Linked DNA regions of Homo sapiens: region 1 is linked to region 2. The links are chromatin contacts, found by Hi-C or POLR2A ChIA-PET in ENCODE. All regions are on one chromosome and are shown on one strand. Each heading gives the region's core, a stretch centred on a gene start or an enhancer-like site at or near the end of the contact. The rest is flanking DNA. Distances are from core to core; before and after follow the strand shown. Region 1 overlaps FCGR3B (Fc gamma receptor IIIb). Region 2 holds the start of TOMM40L (translocase of outer mitochondrial membrane 40 like).

The links. Hi-C counts contacts between places; a loop is a spot of excess contacts on that map. ChIA-PET counts read pairs that join two places held with the same protein, here RNA polymerase II (POLR2A). Pooled maps may share reads with other maps.
Region 1: a pooled map shows a loop between it and region 2 (5-fold over the local background). The contact joins the enhancer-like site here to the promoter of TOMM40L in region 2. A Hi-C loop is called at or near these places in 1 of 168 maps with a recorded cell type or tissue (natural killer cell) and 4 of 50 pooled maps. POLR2A ChIA-PET finds 5 or more read pairs at or near these places in 2 of 52 experiments (GM12878 and MCF 10A).

Annotation. Positions count from the first base shown.
Region 1 is chr1:161,619,565-161,623,701 of GRCh38, reverse strand. It overlaps FCGR3B (Fc gamma receptor IIIb), which reads left to right. Exons shown (of 5, transcript NM_001244753.2): 5 at 1-506. It also overlaps the pseudogene RPS23P9. Among named protein-coding and RNA genes, the nearest start is that of FCGR3B, 9.5 kb to the left of the region's middle. Within about 2 kb of position 2,086, at least 19 of the 41 ENCODE cell types and tissues checked have a DNase peak (open chromatin) inside an H3K27ac peak, as active enhancers do; they include GM12878 and natural killer cell, where a contact is called at or near this core.
Region 2 is chr1:161,222,931-161,227,315 of GRCh38, reverse strand. It overlaps TOMM40L (translocase of outer mitochondrial membrane 40 like), which reads right to left and starts at 1,256. Exons shown (of 10, transcript NM_032174.6): 1 at 1,180-1,256; 2 at 712-961; 3 at 361-428; 4 at 1-58. The coding sequence starts at 826. It overlaps MIR5187 (microRNA 5187), which reads right to left and starts at 130; the gene lies at 55-130. It overlaps APOA2 (apolipoprotein A2), which reads left to right and starts at 3,688. Exons shown (of 4, transcript NM_001643.2): 1 at 3,688-3,721; 2 at 3,891-3,966; 3 at 4,266-4,385. The coding sequence starts at 3,915. RefSeq lists enhancers at 1,211-1,280, 1,741-1,850.

The sequences.
Region 1 (4,137 bases), core at 837-3,336, 400 kb before region 2:
AGAACAAACCCTGTGTCACTGTCTCAAGTTAAGCTAAGTGAACAGAACTATCTCAGCATCAGAATGAGAAAGCCTGAGAAGAAAGAACCAACCAGAAGCACACAGGAAGGAAAGCGCAGGAGGTGAAAATGCTTTCTTGGCCGGGGTAGTAAGAATTAGAGGTTAATGCAGGGACTGTAAAACCACCTTTTCTGCTTCAATGTCTAGTTCCTGTATAGCTTTGTTCATTGCATTTATTAAACAAATGTTGTATAACCAATACTAAATGTACTACTGAGCTTCACTGAGTTACGCTGTGAAACTTTCAAATCCTTCTTCATGTCAGTTCCAATGAGGTGGGGATGGAGAAGACAATTGTTGCTTATGAAAGAAAGCTTTAGCTGTCTCTGTTTTGTAAGCTTTCAGTGCAACATTTCTTGGTTCCAATAAAGCATTTTACAAGATCTTGCATGCTACTCTTAGATAGAAGATGGCAAAACCATGGTAATAAAATATGAATGATAAAATTCTTTCTTCTTCCCTTTGTCCAACATTGTAACAGAGATTGGTTTGGATTGGTAAGAAACACCCCCTCCTCCCAGCAGCCATCTCACCACAACTCATATGAATTAGCCAGCTTGCTTTCCAAATCTTGCTGAGAAAATTGGGCTAAGGGGGATTCTTATGGGAAGTATGGGATAGGAGGGTGAATAAGCATTAGAGATCGTTTTAGAGCATTGGGGCAGATAGGAGAAGGCACAGCTACACAGGAGGTAGAGGCCTGGGCAGAGGTAGAGGGTCAGCCTGATTGTATGAATTATGAGCTATATACCAAGACGATTCAAGCTAGATTACATACATAAATATTACATAAGATTCCGACACGACACAGGTGCATTTGGAAACCTTGGACATTCAACTCACATTTATTTACTACCTACAATGTGCAAGCTTGAGTTCAGGTGCTGAAGATACCAGATGAACAACACAGGGTCATTCCCTGGAGAAGCTTTATTTCTAGTGAGAAAAACAGTTAAATAGGAAGAGAATGAAGAAAGGGCTGCAGAAAAGAGGCTTGATTTGGGGGGTGTGGTCATGAAGGATGAGTAGGAGTTCGCCAGGCAAAGAAGAGAAGAAAAGCCCAAGGTTCATAGGCAAAGATTCAAAAGCCAGAGTGTGAGTTCAAGAAAGCAGTTTGGTTCTGTGTCGGTGAGGGAGAGGAAAGAGTTTCAGGGCCAGATCATGAAGGGCATTACCTTCCAAACTAAGAAGATCGTATCAGACCCTGCAATACATTGAGAGAGTTTAAGCAGACCAGGTTTATACCGTATAGTATTTTAGAAGGATTCTCTGGCAACTACTTGATGGATGGACGGGACAGGAGAGCTGAAGACCGGAAACCAGATAGGGCATGCAAGGCAGGATGCAATAACCCAAAGGGAGCAATGAGGAAGTAACTGGCGGTGAGGCTGGAGAGGAAGGTGCTTAATCAACAAGGTATTTAGGAGGCCGACTCTCCAAGAATTGGCAGCCGGCAGTACATGGCATGACTAAGGACCAGGTTCCACACATAGTGCCCGTTTTCTGAGTTAGGAAATAGAAAGGCAAGGCAGGTACAGGTTTGGTGGAAAGACAAACAATTTGTTTTGGTATTATTAGTACTTACTTCCTTTGGTCAGTAAATTTTCTTAAAGTGTCAGTTTCCATAACGTAATTGCAGTGGTTAAGCAGCTAAGAGTTATCACTACAACCCTAGTCGGAAAAACCAAATACCTCAAAATTACCCGTACAGCACTAAGGCAGAAGAGGACATTGGGAACCACACAACGCGGAGGTCAGCTGCCAGGGATCCCGGCGGTTAGCACCGCGGCTGGTTTTGAGAGCCAAGGCTCCAGCGCTCCCGGCGGATAGCATCGCACGCGGTTTTTTTCAGTGAAAGTTTCAAAAACTCAAGGTTCACAAAAGTGGGACTTCTGTCCCGGGGTGGGAACGAACCACCAACCTTTCGTTTAACAGCCGAAGGCGCTAACCGATCGCGCTACAGAAACGGGCGTTGGCGACCTGGGCTGCCAAGTCACTTCACTGAAGAAAAAATGCTCAGCACTCTTACGTCTCCAAAAAATTTGAAGTTGATTTGAAACCAGTGACACAATTAGCTTTCCGTGCTTCAGGGCGCGGCTCACAGCCCTGAGCGAGGCAGGTCTTTTTTCCGCGCTAGCACTTGCCTAGATCTGGAGCAGGACTCAGCTTCCAGCAGAAGAGGCTGAGAAAGGGAGAGCAGAAGAGGATGCAGGAACGAAGGGTCTTCGGGGAATCCAAAATGGATGCTCTCTGTGATTTCGGGGGTTCCGTTGATTTTGGTCAGAGAAATACGACGATAAGCTTTTTTTGCTGATGTAGACAACTTATGTATGCATGTGCACACGTTTAGTGCTGACTCATAAAAAGGTTATTGTCGTGAGCATTAAAAATATTTTCTTTCAGGTCCAATCACGTCCAGCAAAATGTGATATCTAAGTAAGTGAGTTTTGTGTTACAAAATTAGTCTTCAACCCACGCTGTTTTGAAAGGTTTCTACGGGCATATTAGCCATGCAGACAGAACACGGAGCTTAAAAAGCCTGTAACATTCCAATTAATGGTATTCAGCTTGGAAATAAAAAATATTTTTTAAAAAATGCCTGCAACTTAAGGACTTTCATGCTGACATATCCAGATCCAAATGTCTGAGGACAGAGACCCCTAATTCCACCACCATCGACCTAGGGAATCTCGTCAGTGCTGGGTCTAAAAAGCCTTTTTTTTCTTTAATTCATATATATATACTTCAAGTTCTAGGCTACATGTGCACAAGGTGCAGGTTTGTTACATATGTATACATGTGCCATGTTGGTGTGCTGCACCCATTAACTCGTCATTTACATTAGGTGTTTTTCCTAATGTTATCCCTCCCCCCTTCCCCACCCACGACAGGTCCCGGTGTGTGATGTTCCCCACCCGTGCACACGTAAGTTTATTGCGGAAATATTCACAATAGCAAAGACTTGGAACCAACCCAAATGTCCATCAATGATAGACTGGAGTAAGAAAATGTGGCACATATACACTATAGAATACTATGCAGCCATAAAAAAGGATGAGTTCATGTCCTTTGTAGGGACATAGATGAAGCTGGAAACCATCAGTCTAAACAAACTTTCGCAAGGACAGAAAATCAAACACCGCATGTTCTCACTCATAGGTGGGAATTGAGCAATAAGAACACTTGGACAAAAGCCATTTTCTATACTGCCCAAGACCCAGGGCCTCTCCATAGCCTCCACACAGAATCTCCTTTCTTTCTGCCCTGCCATCCTCTGTCATCAGTGGGCTCCAGTTTAGTTGCAGGTGGAAGTTTTCAATGATGTTTAGTGAAATGAGAAGACATGCAAACATAGATATGCATATGCAGAAATTATATATGCATATATGTTTATGTGTACACATATTTTATATCTTATGTAAAATACATATATGTGTATCATATGTATACTAAATAAGTAAATAAATAAATTTGCCAAATGATCTTTAAACTAGAGTCATTTATTTTTTTTTAATTAATTTTTTTTTTTGAGATGGAGTCTTGCTCTGTTGCCCAGGCTGGAGTGCAGTGGTGCGATTTCGGCTCACTGCAACCTCCACCTCCCACATTCAAGCAATTCTCCTGCCTCAGCCTCCTGAGTAGCTGAGAAGATTACAGTCATGGGCCACCATGCCCGGCTAATTTTTGTGTTTTTTTTTTTTTTTTTGAGACAGAGTCTCGCTGTCGCCCAGGTTGGAATGCAGTGGCGCGATCTCGGCTCACTGCAGGCTCCGCCCCGCAAGGTTCACGCCATTCTCCTGCCTCAGCCTCCCGAGTAGCTGGGACTATAGGCGCCTGCCACCTCGCCCAGCTAATTTTTTTGTATTTTTAGCAGAGATGGGCTTTCGCTATATTGGCCAGGCTGGTCTCAAACTCCTGACCACAGGTGATCCTCCCGCCTCAGACTCCCAAAGTGCTGGGATTACAGGCAAGAGCCACCGTACCAGGCCTAGAGTCATTTCTTTTATTTTAAATTTTTGTCTCTGTTCTTTTGCTCAGACCTGTGGAGCTGGCAATATGGGCAAGTGTCATGGACTG
Region 2 (4,385 bases), core at 7-2,506:
CCGCATGGAGGTGATATCCCGGCAAGCCCAGGGCACTCATGTGTATAGTGTGCGCCACCTGAGGAAAAGAGGATTCAGTGGAGAAAAGCGCATTCCTGCTCCACTTCAATCCCTCATCCCACCCTTAGTCTTTTCCCCATCCAGAGGGCCTCTCAAGAATCCTAAATATTCCAACATATACAGAGAAGGTCATCGGATTAAAAGCAACAAGTCCCACAGGCACGGAGGTAAAGAGAACCCCACATCCTCCCTCATTTGTCCCACATAGACTGGCTAGGGCTGGAGTACAAAGGAAAGGAGAAGATGATCCAGGGACAGGAAAGGGGGAATAGTAAGGAGGGGCCAGAGAAGTGGGAGCACCTGGAAATGGCTGCTCAGAACCTTGTTGACAACGAGCTTCACTCCCTCCATCTGTGCTGGGAATACATCTGAAGGGGGTAGGGGAAGGGAAGGAATAAGCACAGACAAAGAACCCCTACCCCAAAAGATAGTCTCCCCTTTCAATCCCATAGGGAACACTTTGGAGGAATTAACCTCCTTTCAAGTCCTGCAATGAAATGCTCCACTTCATTTGGGCACCTGATCCTCCCTGAGGCTGCATGACCCAGCTATGATCTCCCCTTTCCTGCTCCCATCGCCGGACATCCGGCATTCAAGACCCTCCACTCCTCTGCCCCTTCATCCTGAGACACCCAAGTGCCAAGTTCTCACCTTTGCATAGACGGTGCAGCTCATCGAAGCTCCCAGGGTTGGGCAGGGGTTCCTCTCGGCGGGGGCTCCGGCGGGGCAAAGTCCCCATTGGTGCCAGGCCCAATGTGTTCCCCATTTTAGTCCAGAGGACTGGGAAGAGCCGAGGTTAGCCTGTGAAAGGACGCTATTGCCCCTTTACCCCCCAACGGGCCCCACCCCCCATTATCCGGCTCCCCAGCCTCAGAAACTTCCACATGGTCCGACGCTACACCTGGAACAGGAAGAGTAGGGAAGGAGAGCACTCATGGAGAGACAACCCTAGGCACACTCCCGCCCCATCTTTGATCTCTCACCCCCACTTGTCACCCTTGTCCTCTCTCCCTTTCTCTGATCCTAGCCCCCACCACAGACTTCACCTAGCTCCCTAGCCTCTCTATTCTTCATTCCCAGGCCCCAAGACCAGGCCCGCAATGGTGCAGTATCCCTTACCATCTCAGACCATCATGCTGCCCCTTTCCCCCCGGCACACCCCGGTCATCTTGATGGGGGCAGCCATCTTGAGTGATGGCAGAACTGCAGCTTCACGCTGCATTCTTAGCGTGGCCGTAAGCGCCATCTTTGAATCTGGCAAAGAAAGCTGTCAAAGACCCAACCCAACCCTGATTGGGCCCCGCCCAATCAATGAAAAAAAAAAAAAAAAAAAAAAGCCTCGCTATTTACCATGGGCCAATGGGAAGGGAGGAAGAAAATGAGTGGCAGGTCTGACGGCCCAAGAGCTTCAACCCTGGAGCTGCAGAGGCGGGCAGGACTTGATTGGTGGCCCCTTAGACTTAAGTGGAAGGCTTTAGATCACTAGGCCTCTCCAAGGTCGGAAAAAAACTTGTGAGCGTACAAGACACTAGAGGGAGCATCTTGTAGCTTGGGCCACTGAAGCTCCTTCCACCCATGTAGTTTCATCCATGAGAAAAGTGGAACTACAGCTTGTAGACTGGCATAGTGTGAAGGGTGGCAGAAAGAACGATTATGAAGACTTCTTTGGAACCCTGGTTCATTTCTATCGCTCCCTTCTCTCCAAAGAACCCATGGGAAATCCTCCTCACAGCCCTCCACAGCACACCTCCAAATGAGTACTACTCATTAAGCGCAGCACTCCCTAGAACAGGGACCCACCCTTCTCTTCTGGAGGTCTACATCTCTCGAAGTCCCCGCTCTTGACCACTTGGTGGAATGGAAACGGGTGTGAGAGTTTGGCGCAGAGGAGTAAGTTCTAGCAGAACTATTCGCTGAAACAGCTGCTTTCTGTATTTAACCCTTCCTTCCCTGAGTCCCAAGGCAGAGTTGGCAAATAAAATCTAGGAATATGGAGCCTGGCCCCCAAAGGCACTCCATCCCAGGACCAGGGACAAGCCAAAGGGCTGACCTCAAGCACTAAGCGCTCCACAGGGGAATAATTGAAAATGGAGTAAGAGTTCTTGGTCTTGGAGGGTGAAGGGTGGGAGGAGGGAGAAGATCAGGAAAAATAACTAATGGATATTAGGCTTAATACCTGGGTGATGAAATAATCTGTACAACAAATCCCCATGACACAAGTTTACGTGTGTAACAAACTTGCATATATAGGCCAGGGGCGGTGGCTGATGCCTGTAATCCTAGCACTTTGGGAGGCCGAGGCGGGCAGATCACCTGAGGTCGGGAGTTCAAGACCAGCCTGACCAACATGGGGAAACCCCGTCTCTACTAAAAGTACAAAATTACCCGGGCGTGGTGGCGCATGTCTGTAATCCCAGCTACTTGGGATGCTGAGGCAGGAGAATCCTTGAACCCGGGAGGTGGAGGTTGCAGTGAGCCGAGATCATGCCATTACGCTCCAGCCTGAGCAACAAGAGCAAAACTCCGTCTCAGGAAAACAAACAAAAAAACCTGCACATATACTTCTGAATTTAAAACAAAAGTTAAAAAACAAAGATTTCTTGGTCTCTGGTCACTACCTCCCTCATCAGCTTTGCGCCTCCACTGTCACCCTCAGGAATGTTCCACATACTCAGCGAGTATGCTTGGGGGGCAAAAGGGTGAAAGATACAAAAGCTTCTGATATCTATTTAACTGATTTCACCCAAATGCTTTGAACCTGGGAATGTACCTCTCCCCCTCCCCCACCCCCAACAGGAGTGAGACAAGGGCCAGGGCTATTGCCCCTGCTGACTCAATATTGGCTAATCACTGCCTAGAACTGATAAGGTGATCAAATGACCAGGTGCCTTCAACCTTTACCCTGGTAGAAGCCTCTTATTCACCTCTTTTCCTGCCAGAGCCCTCCATTGGGAGGGGACGGGCGGAAGCTGTTTTCTGAATTTGTTTTACTGGGGGTAGGGTATGTTCAGTGATCAGCATCCAGGTCATTCTGGGCTCTCCTGTTTTCTCCCCGTCTCATTACACATTAACTCAAAAACGGACAAGATCATTTACACTTGCCCTCTTACCCGACCCTCATTCCCCTAACCCCCATAGCCCTCAACCCTGTCCCTGATTTCAATTCCTTTCTCCTTTCTTCTGCTCCCCAATATCTCTCTGCCAAGTTGCAGTAAAGTGGGATAAGGTTGAGAGATGAGATCTACCCATAATGGAATAAAGACACCATGAGCTTTCCATGGTATGATGGGTTGATGGTATTCCATGGGTTGATATGTCAGAGCTTTCCAGAGAAATAACTTGGAATCCTGCTTCCTGTTGCACTCAAGTCCAAGGACCTCAGATCTCAAAAGAATGAACCTCAAATATACCTGAAGTGTACCCCCTTAGCCTCCACTAAGAGCTGTACCCCCTGCCTCTCACCCCATCACCATGAGTCTTCCATGTGCTTGTCCTCTCCTCCCCCATTTCTCCAACTTGTTTATCCTCACATAATCCCTGCCCCACTGGGCCCATCCATAGTCCCTGTCACCTGACAGGGGGTGGGTAAACAGACAGGTATATAGCCCCTTCCTCTCCAGCCAGGGCAGGCACAGACACCAAGGACAGAGACGCTGGCTAGGTAAGATAAGGAGGCAAGATGTGTGAGCAGCATCCAAAGAGGCCTGGGCTTCAGTTGTGGAGAGGGAGAGAGCCAGGTTGGAATGGGCAGCAGGTAGGGAGATCCCTGGGGAGGAGCTGAAGCCCATTTGGCTTCAGTGTCCCCCAAACCCCCACCACCCTCTTCCTAGGCCGCCCTCCCCACTGTTACCAACATGAAGCTGCTCGCAGCAACTGTGCTACTCCTCACCATCTGCAGCCTTGAAGGTGGGTGTGATATGGAGAGGGGGCCAAAAGGGAGAATGTGCTGGTGGTTATAGCTACCTATCTGCCTGTGCTCTTATATCCAGGTCTGGCAACCAAAGGGCTCAAAAGGAAGATCATTCCCTCTCTAAAGCCCAGAAAGCCCATCCAAAGATCTGGCTGGATACCTTTTTGGGGAGGGGGCAGAGAGCTGGGGTGGGTACTGGCAGAGGTATGGCAGGAGGCCAGGATTCACTGCTGTGGACCCAGCTGAAAAGAGTGTGTGTGTGTGTGTGTGTGTGTGTGTGTGTGTGTGTGGGCAGGAGCTTTGGTTCGGAGACAGGCAAAGGAGCCATGTGTGGAGAGCCTGGTTTCTCAGTACTTCCAGACCGTGACTGACTATGGCAAGGACCTGATGGAGAAGGTCAAGAGCCCAGAGCTTC